2 separate regions of the Homo sapiens genome follow, and region 1 is linked to region 2. The links are chromatin contacts, found by Hi-C in ENCODE. All regions are on one chromosome and are shown on one strand. The core of a region is the stretch at or near the end of the contact, and the rest is flanking DNA. Distances in the headings are between cores, read along the strand shown.

The links. Hi-C counts contacts between places; a loop is a spot of excess contacts on that map. Pooled maps may share reads with other maps.
Region 1: a loop to region 2 is called in a map with no recorded cell type, with 29 times the contacts of the local background. The contact joins two enhancer-like sites. A Hi-C loop is called at or near these places in 3 of 37 single-sample maps with no recorded cell type and 2 of 50 pooled maps.

The regions. Positions count from the first base shown.
Region 1 is chr5:35,902,098-35,907,559 of GRCh38, reverse strand. It overlaps CAPSL (calcyphosine like), which reads left to right. Exons shown (of 5, transcript NM_001042625.2): 5 at 2,914-3,272. The coding sequence ends at 3,015. Among named protein-coding and RNA genes, the nearest start is that of CAPSL, 34 kb to the left of the region's middle. RefSeq lists an enhancer at 2,866-2,965. Within about 2 kb of position 2,704, at least 2 of the 41 ENCODE cell types and tissues checked have a DNase peak (open chromatin) inside an H3K27ac peak, as active enhancers do.
Region 2 is chr5:33,847,455-33,853,184 of GRCh38, reverse strand. The region is part of intron 2 of ADAMTS12 (ADAM metallopeptidase with thrombospondin type 1 motif 12); the gene reads left to right. Among named protein-coding and RNA genes, the nearest start is that of ADAMTS12, 42 kb to the left of the region's middle. RefSeq lists an enhancer at 2,782-3,283. Within about 2 kb of position 2,989, at least 4 of the 41 ENCODE cell types and tissues checked have a DNase peak (open chromatin) inside an H3K27ac peak, as active enhancers do.

The DNA of each region.
Region 1 (5,462 bases), core at 1,455-3,954, 2.1 Mb before region 2:
ATGGAGGTGTGAAGCAATCAGATAACCTGTGACACAGACTTTCCTTACCCCTTTTCTATCACTAAACCCCACCACAATTTGGTGAGACATTTACTTCTTATTCTTTAATATCTAAGTTTTGAATTCTTCATGTGTATATATGACTTTATCATCACTATATTTTTAAAAAGCCTCTTAGGACTTTAGACCTTCAGGGAATATCAGTCTATTGCCTCATCCATCTCATAAAAAATTTTTAAATAATTAAAAATATGTTAGGTATATTACTGAGTGTATGTATTAATAGTAACCTAGATTTGTTTTAGGATTTTTCTGATGAATTTGGAGCTGAGAAAAAGGGCTTGTATTGTGACTTCCATTACCCCCATCTGGGACCTTTCCTTGTATATATGATATATATCTTGTCACATAAAGGTAGCCTAGTCAAGAGGCCTGCTAAAAGTAGGAGTGCCCAGTCTCTCATTTTTTTCTAATGTCAAATAAAATGAATAAGGATAGTGATTATTGCTAACCAACAATTTACTATGATGAGGGCAAATTTACAGGAGATCAGAGAATTTGCGATTCAGGCCATTCCCAATATAAGTTGAGTCTCAGAAAACAAGCAAACACCTAGCTAAGAGTAACTGATGGCTTTTTCTGAAATGATCAAATACATTAGCTCTGACCTCTGGCTTGACGTCATCTGACTTCCAAGTGAGGTTTAATGCTTCCTTTATCTTTTGCCCATCTTGGATTCCTTCTCCATTCTCCAACAGAGCCAACTCAACTCAGGTCACCCCATCCCACTGGGGGAGTTTGGGATGGAAGGATGGGTGACGATACCAGTCTCAATCATGTATTGGTGTTTCAGTTAGGGTTTGCTTTCAATTGCAAGAAATAGGAAATCTTATTATACACTGGAATACACAAATTAGGTTTTATTTTTTATTCTACTTGATGTTCTCACTTGAGTGGCTTAAAGAGAGCAGAGCTGAAGTCTTTGTGATTTTCCTGGCCTTTCCTTCATGATCTCAAGATGGTTGCCTAACTTCAGCCAGCACATCTGAGTTTCAGGCAGCAGGACAAAGGAGGGAGAAGGAGGGAACGAGAAAGGGCTGGAGCCTGCATCAGGAAAGCAAAGGCTTCCCTAGAAATTCATGTCAAATTTCCTTTGTATCTTATTGGTGAGAACTCTATTACTTGGCCATCCCAAGCTGAAGCTGCAGAGGAGTCTGGGAAAGTGAGTTTTGAGTTTTTCAACTTCTGTGGGAGAGAAAAGCTAGGGATAGGATTATTACAGTGGATGTGGAGGGAGTCTCATTCAATGGCTGTCATCCCTGGCCAACAAACAGACAATAGAAACAATAACAAACTAAAAATATCGGGAGTTTGATAATTTTTAATTAAAAAATAATTAGCTGTAAAAAATGTTCCTCAAACTGTCATGGTAAAGTGCACCGTCAAAATGGCTCAGGGTCTCGTGGGTAACTCTTTTAGTTTACTTGCTATTTGCTGTAAAATGATCCACTTACTTTGTTGGAGTATTTCACCAGCCTGCAACTTTTTGAGGACTGAGACTTTATCTTAATTATCTTTGATATTCCCAGTTAAATTACTGTAGTGTGCACAACAATTAACTGGGATGTTTAGATTTTTAAGAAGTAAATTCCACAACCACCTGCTTCAGAGATTCTGATTTAGCAGGTGTGGGGTACAGCCTGTGGGCCTAGGCTTATGACAGACACCCCAGGTTGTCCTGATGCAGGTGGTGTGGACCCACACTGATAAACATTTCCCTGGAACCTCACACAACATGAGAAAGATAGAAAGAGGGCAATAATGATGTGTGAAACTTAATGTAATCCCTTAATGAGGGAATTGAAAAGCAGAGGCTGAGGAATCCAAAGGAGGAGAGGAATAAAGAAGTTCAACAAAGGGGGATGCTAATGGTATCCTAATTTTGACAGAGGCTCTATGCATGTATTGTAGATGTGTATTTACAGTTCAACTATGAGCTGAGTTCAAATGCCTTTCTTTCTACTGCCCTTCCTTATGTTTTTAGTGGGAAGGGGTGGTATGAAAGACAACTGTGGATCCAGTGACTTTTCTTTTCTGGTCACTTATAATTTCAATAGGACCAGTGGGTCAGTCATCTCTTATGATTCTTGGAAGGCATAGGTATGTCCCCAACCGATCATGTCAACCAACATGATTAAATTAGAGTGTACATATTATCTAGACCTGTTAAAAATAAGACTAATAACTGTCTTTTCTCCTTCCCCAAAGGAAAGTAATATAAAATCCCCACACAGATAAACACATTAGTCAATATTTCAAAGAGATGGTCATGGGTGTAGAGTGGAGAGAAGCCAGGATGGGTGGGAGGCATGAAGCAGGGGTAAGCTTTTTATTCACCCTGGGCCTTGAATGAGTTATTTATGTGTTAGAAAAGCATGCAACCCGGGAGCGTTTAACTAGAAATCTGTTTCTTCACCCACAGGAGAGAACTCCATTTTTGGAAAGGGAAAACATCACTTACCCTGACACAAGGACATGACATGTTGTTTCTGACGTGTCACAGAAAGACAGAAATAACTACAGTTGCAGAGCACTTCCTTCTTACTCTGAGTTTCAGTCTCCCTTACCTGAACCGACGGGCTCCCACCCTTAGACAAAAGATGACAACCTATGCGTCACTTTCCATTTAGGTTGGCTTAGAAACTTTCAAGACTTTCTTTCTCTCTTCCTAGGTGCTGTTCTCACACCATCCTCAGCTTCACTTGTTCTTTTGTTTTAGATCAGTTCCTCAGCCATGATCACATACACAAAGAAATCCTCTATTTCCCTTCTATTTACAGGTGCACAAGGTGGGCGCCCATTGACAGAGTGAGAAGCAAAGTTTCGTTTTTGTTTCTAACTTTTCCACTGCAGGTGACCCCTGAGGAGTTCATGAACTACTATGCAGGTGTGAGCGCATCCATTGACACTGATGTGTACTTCATCATCATGATGAGAACCGCCTGGAAGCTTTAAGCACATGACCTGGGGACCAGGCCCTGGGACAGCCATGTGGCTCCAAATGACTAAATGTCAGCTCAAAAACCAGAATCGTATTTGATTTCACACTCATCCTAATGTTTTTTTCTGTGTCAAAATATTGCATTTTCTGGGGCCAAAAAACAGGCAGAAATAAAAGACATTGAGTAGCCAACTGTGAGTTTGCCTTGCCTAAGACTGTTTCCTTTGTTCTAAAATAGGACTTAAATAAAATGAGCTCTGTAAAGCTCCTAGTGCTGTGCTGATACATGCAGGTGTCTAATCAACTTTAGGTTTTATCCCTTGGCCATTAATGAAAGCTTGAGTATTTTAATTAAAACCCTCACCCATGCACCCATAGTTTTTCTTCACCTCCTTTTAGATGATCCTTTTCTAGGTGAGATGATAATATATCTCTTTTTATGACTGATTGTAAGTCTTTAAGTGTTTCAGTCTCATTTGGGGACCAGAAGAAGACCACGTGTTAGCCTCAATTTCTACAAGCAAATCTTGAGTTTCACTGCTTAGGGTTTAGGGAAGCCGCAGTTTGACAAATAGATTCAAAATGATTTATTTAATAGTCATTTTAAAGACTGGTGTGAGTGAGGAGGCTATTTCTTTGAGCAGTAGATCCACGCCTGTTCATGGTACTCCTGTGGCTGAAGTTTTGAAACTGGGCTGGGCGCTCAGATTTTATCTGGGACATCTTGCGCTGTGTGTGGGCAGGCTATTCCAGAAAGCCTTCACCTGGTGGAATGTTTATCTCTCCCCTCTCTGCTTTCTGCCAATTGTGTTGAAATTCCCACCAGCAAGGGCTGGGTGCAGTGGCTCACGCCTGCAATCCCAGTACTTTGGGAGGCTGAGGTGGGTGGATCACCTGAGGTCAGGAGTTCAAGGCCAGCCTGTCCAACATGGTGAAAACCCTGTCTCTACTAAAAATAAAAAAATTAGCTGGGCATGGTGGCACATGCCTGTAATCTCAGCTACTCCAGAGGCTGAGACATGAGAATTGCTTGAACCCGGGAGGCAGAGGCTGCAATGAGCTCAGATCATGCCACTGCACTGCACTCCAGCCTAGAGCAAGACTCTGTCTCAAACAAACAAACAAACAAACAAAAATTCCCACCAGCACAAGGAGGTTGGGTGTGACACGGACTAGGATTTCAATAATATTCCAAAGCAGGTTTTCCATCTTGATGCTTCATGGCTTAACACCTCCTCCTCCCAGCACTAAGCTTTGGCTTCATATCGTTGATGTGTAGGACTCTGCCCATGAAAGGCTACTAGAAGCAAAGATAGCCCAGAGGCTGGAAAATAGATAAGAAAACTACAGCTCTCCTTCTGTGTCTTCTGTATCTAGGGCCAGAGATAAAAGCACAGTGACCAGCCTCTGGTTATGGTGCTGGAGACAATGCCCACCCACCTTGCTGCTGGGTGAAATACCTCCTTTTGACTCTGTCCTTAGCTGCACTCATCCCCCAGTTTGCAGACAGGATTGGGTTAATAGTCTTCTTTAAGATCTTATATACTTAATTGGCTCTGGATTTAGGGATTGAACACACTTGCCATATTTTGTATCAATTCACTGTTTAGGTTTTATTTCATACGCTTGGAAGTTGAGATTCGGATATGTATTAATTTAAAACATGTGAAAACCAGTGCTGCTACATAGGCATTATAGTAGTTATTAAGTAACTTGTTGAGATGCTCAACTTTTTCTTGAGGATGGTGTATCCCCGTATTACCAGAAACTAGTTTTGTTTTTGTTTTTGTTTTTTTACTTAATTGCACAATTGCACAAGTTTGATTTTGTATTGGATTTATTATCTCTGCTCATATAGAGGTTGGTTAGGCCAAAGATACCAAGTGTTATGAAGAAATATGTAGACTTATGTAGAAAACCAGAAGAAATTGTGAAGAAATGTATAGAAAAAAATCCATATATTTTTGCAGCCTGTGCCTTGTAGACTGTGGCTAAGGAGAGGTCCCCTATTTCCTGGGGATGATGGGTTTCAAGGCTTTTGCTCTAGAAAGATTCTTGTCTTTGATTCTGGGTATGACTCATGCCTCAGCTTAACTGAGGCTATAGAGTGAGCATGTGATTCTGAGCAAGGACCAGGTTGCAGCTATCAGCTTAGTCTTCTCCAGTGATACTTTGCTTCCTGTCAAATGGGGGCACAGGGCACAGCTATCCAATTTCAGATAACCCATACTTCATAGTGTATTTGGTCACATTTAGTTGCTTCTCTTCTAGCGGTTTGGGTTCTGGGCCCATGAGCAAGGTTCCACCAAGGCCCTTTCACCCTCTGGAAACAAAATCTGCTAATAACCTAATGGTCAAGGGTCACTGCACTCCAATTCTCATTCTCCTTTATGGCTTCTGGCACAGTCACGAATTATGCATTATTTAGCTCTACTCCTTCTAGTAGGAGTGGGAGGAAAAG
Region 2 (5,730 bases), core at 1,740-4,239:
CTCTTAAGAGATTGTTAGTGTGGAGTTTTCCAAGGTGGTGATTAAAATCTATGTGTAACAGGGCAGTGGCAAAACAAGAATTAGGCTCCCTGCTCGGTTCCGGGAGGACAGTACCCATGCAGACAGGGCTGCTGACAGCAGTGCACCCTGGGGACGGCAGGGGTAGGGGCAGGAGGCATGGCCCCTGCTCCTGAGGGGCTGTGGCCACCTTGCCTCTGTTAAGTTCTAGACCCCTGACTAAATGAATGGGGATTTAGAGAAGGTATGCATGTGTTTTTTTTGTGTGTCTCCATAAACTGCAGCCATCCTGTCTGTTTGCCTTTTTATTGATGATACCTGTTATTTGCTTTTAAGCCCTTTCAAATAATCAAATACTGAAAATCTTCCTTTCAACAAACACATACAAATGACCTTCTTAGCTTTTTTCCCAATGGTGTATGTTGCTGGATTTGCTTATTTCCCTCCTTGAGAGATTTCAGACATTTACTTTAATAGAGTGAATTTCATACACTAGTGCTTCCTACCAGACCGTTTCTCTAACTTGCAGACTGCACATTTCCATGTAGACATTCCTTCATAGTTCTGCAATTAAATTGGCTGGGAGGACAATAAACTATTTTCAGAAACAGATTTATCAGATTATGAAATTTCATACTAAACGGCCGCATTTGGTGTCACTGATTCCTCCCTTTACCCATTCTCCATCCACTCACCCTCTGTACCCTGTTTATGGCAGATTTTTCTCTAGACTGTTTTTTCCCGTTTGATTTCTGCTTTGGCCGTAAGAAATGAGTCACTTAATTTTAAAATGCACAACTTTCAGTCTCTTAGTGGGTCATCAGATACTACTATCTTTCTTCCAAGCAGCCTTTCTTTCTTCTAGAAAACCTTTTTAAAAACTTTTTAAAAGTTTACCACTGATTCTTTCTCTTTCTGGTCCTTCAGTATTCTCAGCCGATCTCTAAGGACTTTTTTTTTCTGTTTACCAAACTGAGCTTTCTGGGAATTTTCTTTGGCTTTTCTTTCTCTTCCTTGGTCTTTGTTTTAGTTGTTTTTACAATTTGGTTTTGTTGTTGTTGTTGTTGTTAGCACATTTGCAGAAGAAACACAGGAGGTTAAACTGTTAGATAATATAAGGCTTAGGAATAGTCAGTGGTCTCTTATCTTTTCCAACCTCTACAGAGCTTGATAAGGAAAGAATATGGGGAATGTGCCACTCATGGCAGAGCTTCCGGACAAATTAGAGTTGATTGATAAGCAGGCTATGGTGTGTGTGTGTGTGCTTGCACATGCGTGTGTGCACATGAGCATGTGTATGCCCATACTGGGAGTAGCTAATGCAGAATAAGTCTGCAGAAAGGGGTTTTACCTGAACGTATGGTGCAGAATAAATGAATGAAATCAGCTAGGCTTACTGAAAAAGACATAAAAGCATCTCTGCATCTTTTTTCTTCATTTATTTGAAATTGCATTGCAGCAGAGGGCACATCTGATCTTGGAGGTTGGATATTGTGGGGGACTGGGCAGCAATCCAGTATCCCTTCTGAGCAGATACTCTTTTCTATCTGGAAGGTTGTGATAACAGTTGCTTTGGCAATGACCAGAGGAGGATTTGAGATGTATCGGTGAGTGCTTTACATCCCTCCTCTGGAAAGGATTCTCTCTTTTACTAGTAAATCCTTTTAATTCAATTAGTTAATTCAACTGTTTCAATAAAGAGATTCAAATTTGACAAATAGACTCCTCTTTCCTTTTATTTTATTTTATTTTTTTGAGATGGAGTCTCGCTGTGTCACCCAGGCTGGAGTGCAGTGGCGTGATCTCGGCTCACTGCAAGCTCTGCATCCTGGGTCCATGCCATTCTCCTGCCTCAGCCTCCCGAGTAGCTGGGACTACAGGTGCCCACCACCATGCCTGGTTAATTTTTTGTATTTTTAGTAGAGATGGGGTTTCACCACGTTAGCCAGAATGATCTCGATCTCCTGACCTCGTGATCTGCCTGCCTCGGCCTCCCAAAGTGCTGGGATTACAGGCATGAGCCACTGTGTCTGGCCTCCTTTTATTTTTATTGCTAGCTTAGTCCACTGTGATTTAGGCTTAAGACTTCAGAAGAGTACTCTGTCATGCGCAAGCACTGGACTTGGAGTTGGGAGACCTGAAGTTTATGCCTGAATGCTCCCATCTAGCCAGAAGCTCTAAGAGAAGTTTCTTAACACTCAAGATTCCAGCTTCTTTTTCTGGGAAATGAAGGCTAATTCCTAAGATCTTATAGAACTCAGGAACTCTGACCAAAGCATATCACCTCATGGGGTGATACGTGCAAAATTAGGTATATAGTTGTTTGTTTTATTGGTGGGTGACCTTAGACAAGACTTCGCCTCTTTAGATCTATTACTTTGGGTGAACTGGATCCTTGCAGCCCAGGGACCAGCAGGATGGGAAAAAACTCTCTCTTTGACCTTTGAATCTGAAAAACTAAACAGTCAAAAAATATGAAGGTGAGAAATAATATCCTAGCCCAGGTCATCCAGAGTAGATATTTACACTGTAACATTTTCTGTGCTGTGGACATGGATGGTGGCAGCATGATGCTGGTATCAGACTGTTCCTGTGAGGAAAAGGCTGCTGCAATGAGAGAGGCCTATGGTGTCGAGAGCCTGTTGGGCTTTCCAGGTAGGCAGATTTCAGTCATTAGCTCTGTAACTTTGGGCATGTTAGCTCTGAGATTGTAAAAGGGGCTGACAGCACCTGTTTTGGTTGGGAGGATGGGTGTGTAGCACTTAGCATAGTGCCACACCAAGAACTCTCTTGTGAAAGGGAACAAGAAGGCCTCCCAGAGGTCGCCGTGGCCAGCTTCCCCTGAGGTCTGATTAATCCTCTCTTTTAGTGAAACTTTCTGCTGAGTCATTGTGTCTGAAACCCAGAGGCATGTGAGACCATGCCACATCCTGGGTCAGGAAGTCCCCTTTCACCTGCTTAACCGATGTGCAGGTGACGGACCATTAGACGCTCGTGGTAAGGGTGGGTCACAGTCTGGTGGTGAGATCTGCTCCGTACAGACGATATGGTAAGAACAGATCATCTATTGAGAGTGAAAATCTCCGTGAGAGGAATCTAGGCTTTTCCCCCTTCGTTTTATAATACGTTTAGCAGGTAATAAGTTCACATGCTACAAAACTTAAAAGATAAAAAGGATTTACACTATAAAATACATCTCCCACCTGCCTCTGCTACTAGTATAGTGTGTGTATATATTATATACACATGCTATCTATATGTAGGTAATACATATATAATATGCTATGCAATACATATATATATTGATACAATGTATATTGCTATGCAATACATATATATTGATACAATGTATATATTGCTATGCAATACATATATAGATACTATATATTGCTATGCAATACATATATAGATACTATATATTGCTATGCAATACATATATAGATACTATATATTGCTATGCAATACATATATAGATACCATATATTGCTGTGCAATACATATATAGATACTATATATTGCTATGCAATACATATATATTGCTATGCAATACATATATATTGCTATGCAATACATATGTGTATTGCTATGCAATACACATGTGTATTGCTATGCAGTACATATATGTATATATTGCTATGCAATACATATATATATATTGCTATGCAATACATATATATATATTGCTGTGCAATACATATATATATATTGCTGTGCAATACATATATATATTGCTATTCAATACATATATATATTGCTGTGCAATACATATATATATATTGCTGTGCAATACATATATATATTGCTATTCAATACATATATATATTGCTATTCAATACATATATATATAGCTATGCAATACATATATATATATTGCTATGCAATACATATATATATTGCTATGCAATACATATATATATATTGCTATGCAATACATATATATATATTGCTATGCAATACATATATATATATTGCTATGCAATACATATATATATTGCTATGCAATACATATATATATTGCTATGCAATACATATATATATATTGCTATGCAATACATATATATATTGCTATGCAATACATATATATATTGCTATGCAATACATATATATATATTGCTATGCAATACATATATATATATTGCTATGCAATACATATATATATATTGCTATGCAATACATATATATATATTGCTATGCAATACATATATATAGATGTCTCTTCTCAACAGCTTAGATGAAAACACCACGATATATATATATCATGTGTGTGTATAATATATACACATTAAAGCTACTTAGGTGATTCTGGTGCAGCCAGGTTTGTAAGCTAATAATCTACGTTCTAGATTCATATTTTCTCTTCTGCTTCTCCAAGGCCTGCCCTCCCACTTCTCTTTTTCAGTGCTAATACTTGCAATCACCCTAGGTGATAGACACTCAAAATACTTCTGCTAAGAATAGAAGCCTGCTTGCATTTTCCCTAGGCAAGTTGTCATTGGGGCAACTGATTCAGAATACATCTCAACAATTCCAACAACCTCAAGTAACCTGTATAAAAGATAGGACTCTCTGAAGTCCAGTTTTGCAACTAATACCAATGAGGGAAACACAAATTTGACTTCTCAGGATTGGAGAGAAACATTTCTCATGATGTAGACATGTGTATCATAGGAAACATCCTACAGACAGTTTTCTTAAAATCTTGTATAGATCTTGTTCTTGTCTTCAACATTTCACATTCACATTCACAGAAGCTTCTGAAATCCCTCCATCTTTCACCTCACTATGTCGCTTGTTTGTCTATCCTCTGCCCTCATGTTGACTTCCTGTTGGGTGACAACTGGCACTTCAGGTTCTGGATTCTGGCTGAGCTGAGACACTCCAAGGTGGCTGGTGGTGGTCTGGGCAACTCCAGGTACTCAGGCATTTCCTTGCTTCACTTTTTTTTTTTTTTAAACAGAGTCTTACTCTGTTACCCAGGCTGGAGTGCAGTGGTGCGATCTTGGCTCATTGCAACCTCCGCCTCCTGGATTCAAGCGACTCTCCTGCCTCAGCCTCCTGAGTGGTTGGGATTACAGGCACCTGCCACAATGCCCTGCTCCTTTTTTTGTATTTTTAGTAGAGATGGGGTTTCACCATATGGGCCAGGCTGGTCTCAAACTCTTGACCTCAAGTGATCTGACCACCTTGGCCTCCCTAAGTGCTGGGATTACAGGTGTAAGCCACTGCACCTGGCCATTGTTTCACTCTTTATGGAAGGGAGAGGATATCCTTGGAAACACAATTTCTTCCTGTGACAGATCTTTGGTGAATACAGTCTTCTACCTCATTCACCTTACAGGTGCTGTGCCCACCCATTAAAGGTGGCCTGTTTTCTGGTAACAGCTTCACCTGAGCCTCTCCAAGGCCCTCTTTGCCTAACTTACTGCTACTTTTATCTTCCTTGGCAGTTAAGTAATCCTATACTTGATCATTTGGGTATAATCATTCTGGGTTTGATCCAGTCCTTGAAACTTCCTTTTCTTTCTTTCTTTCTTTTTTTTTTTGAGATGGAGTTTTGCTCTTGTTGCCCAGGCTGGAGTGCAATGGCGCGATCTCGGCTCACCACAATCTCCATCTCCCGGGTTCAGGTGATTCTCCTGCCTCAGCCTCCCGAGTAGCTGGGATTATAGGCATGTGCCACCTTGCCCGGCTAATTTTTGTGTTTTTAGTAGA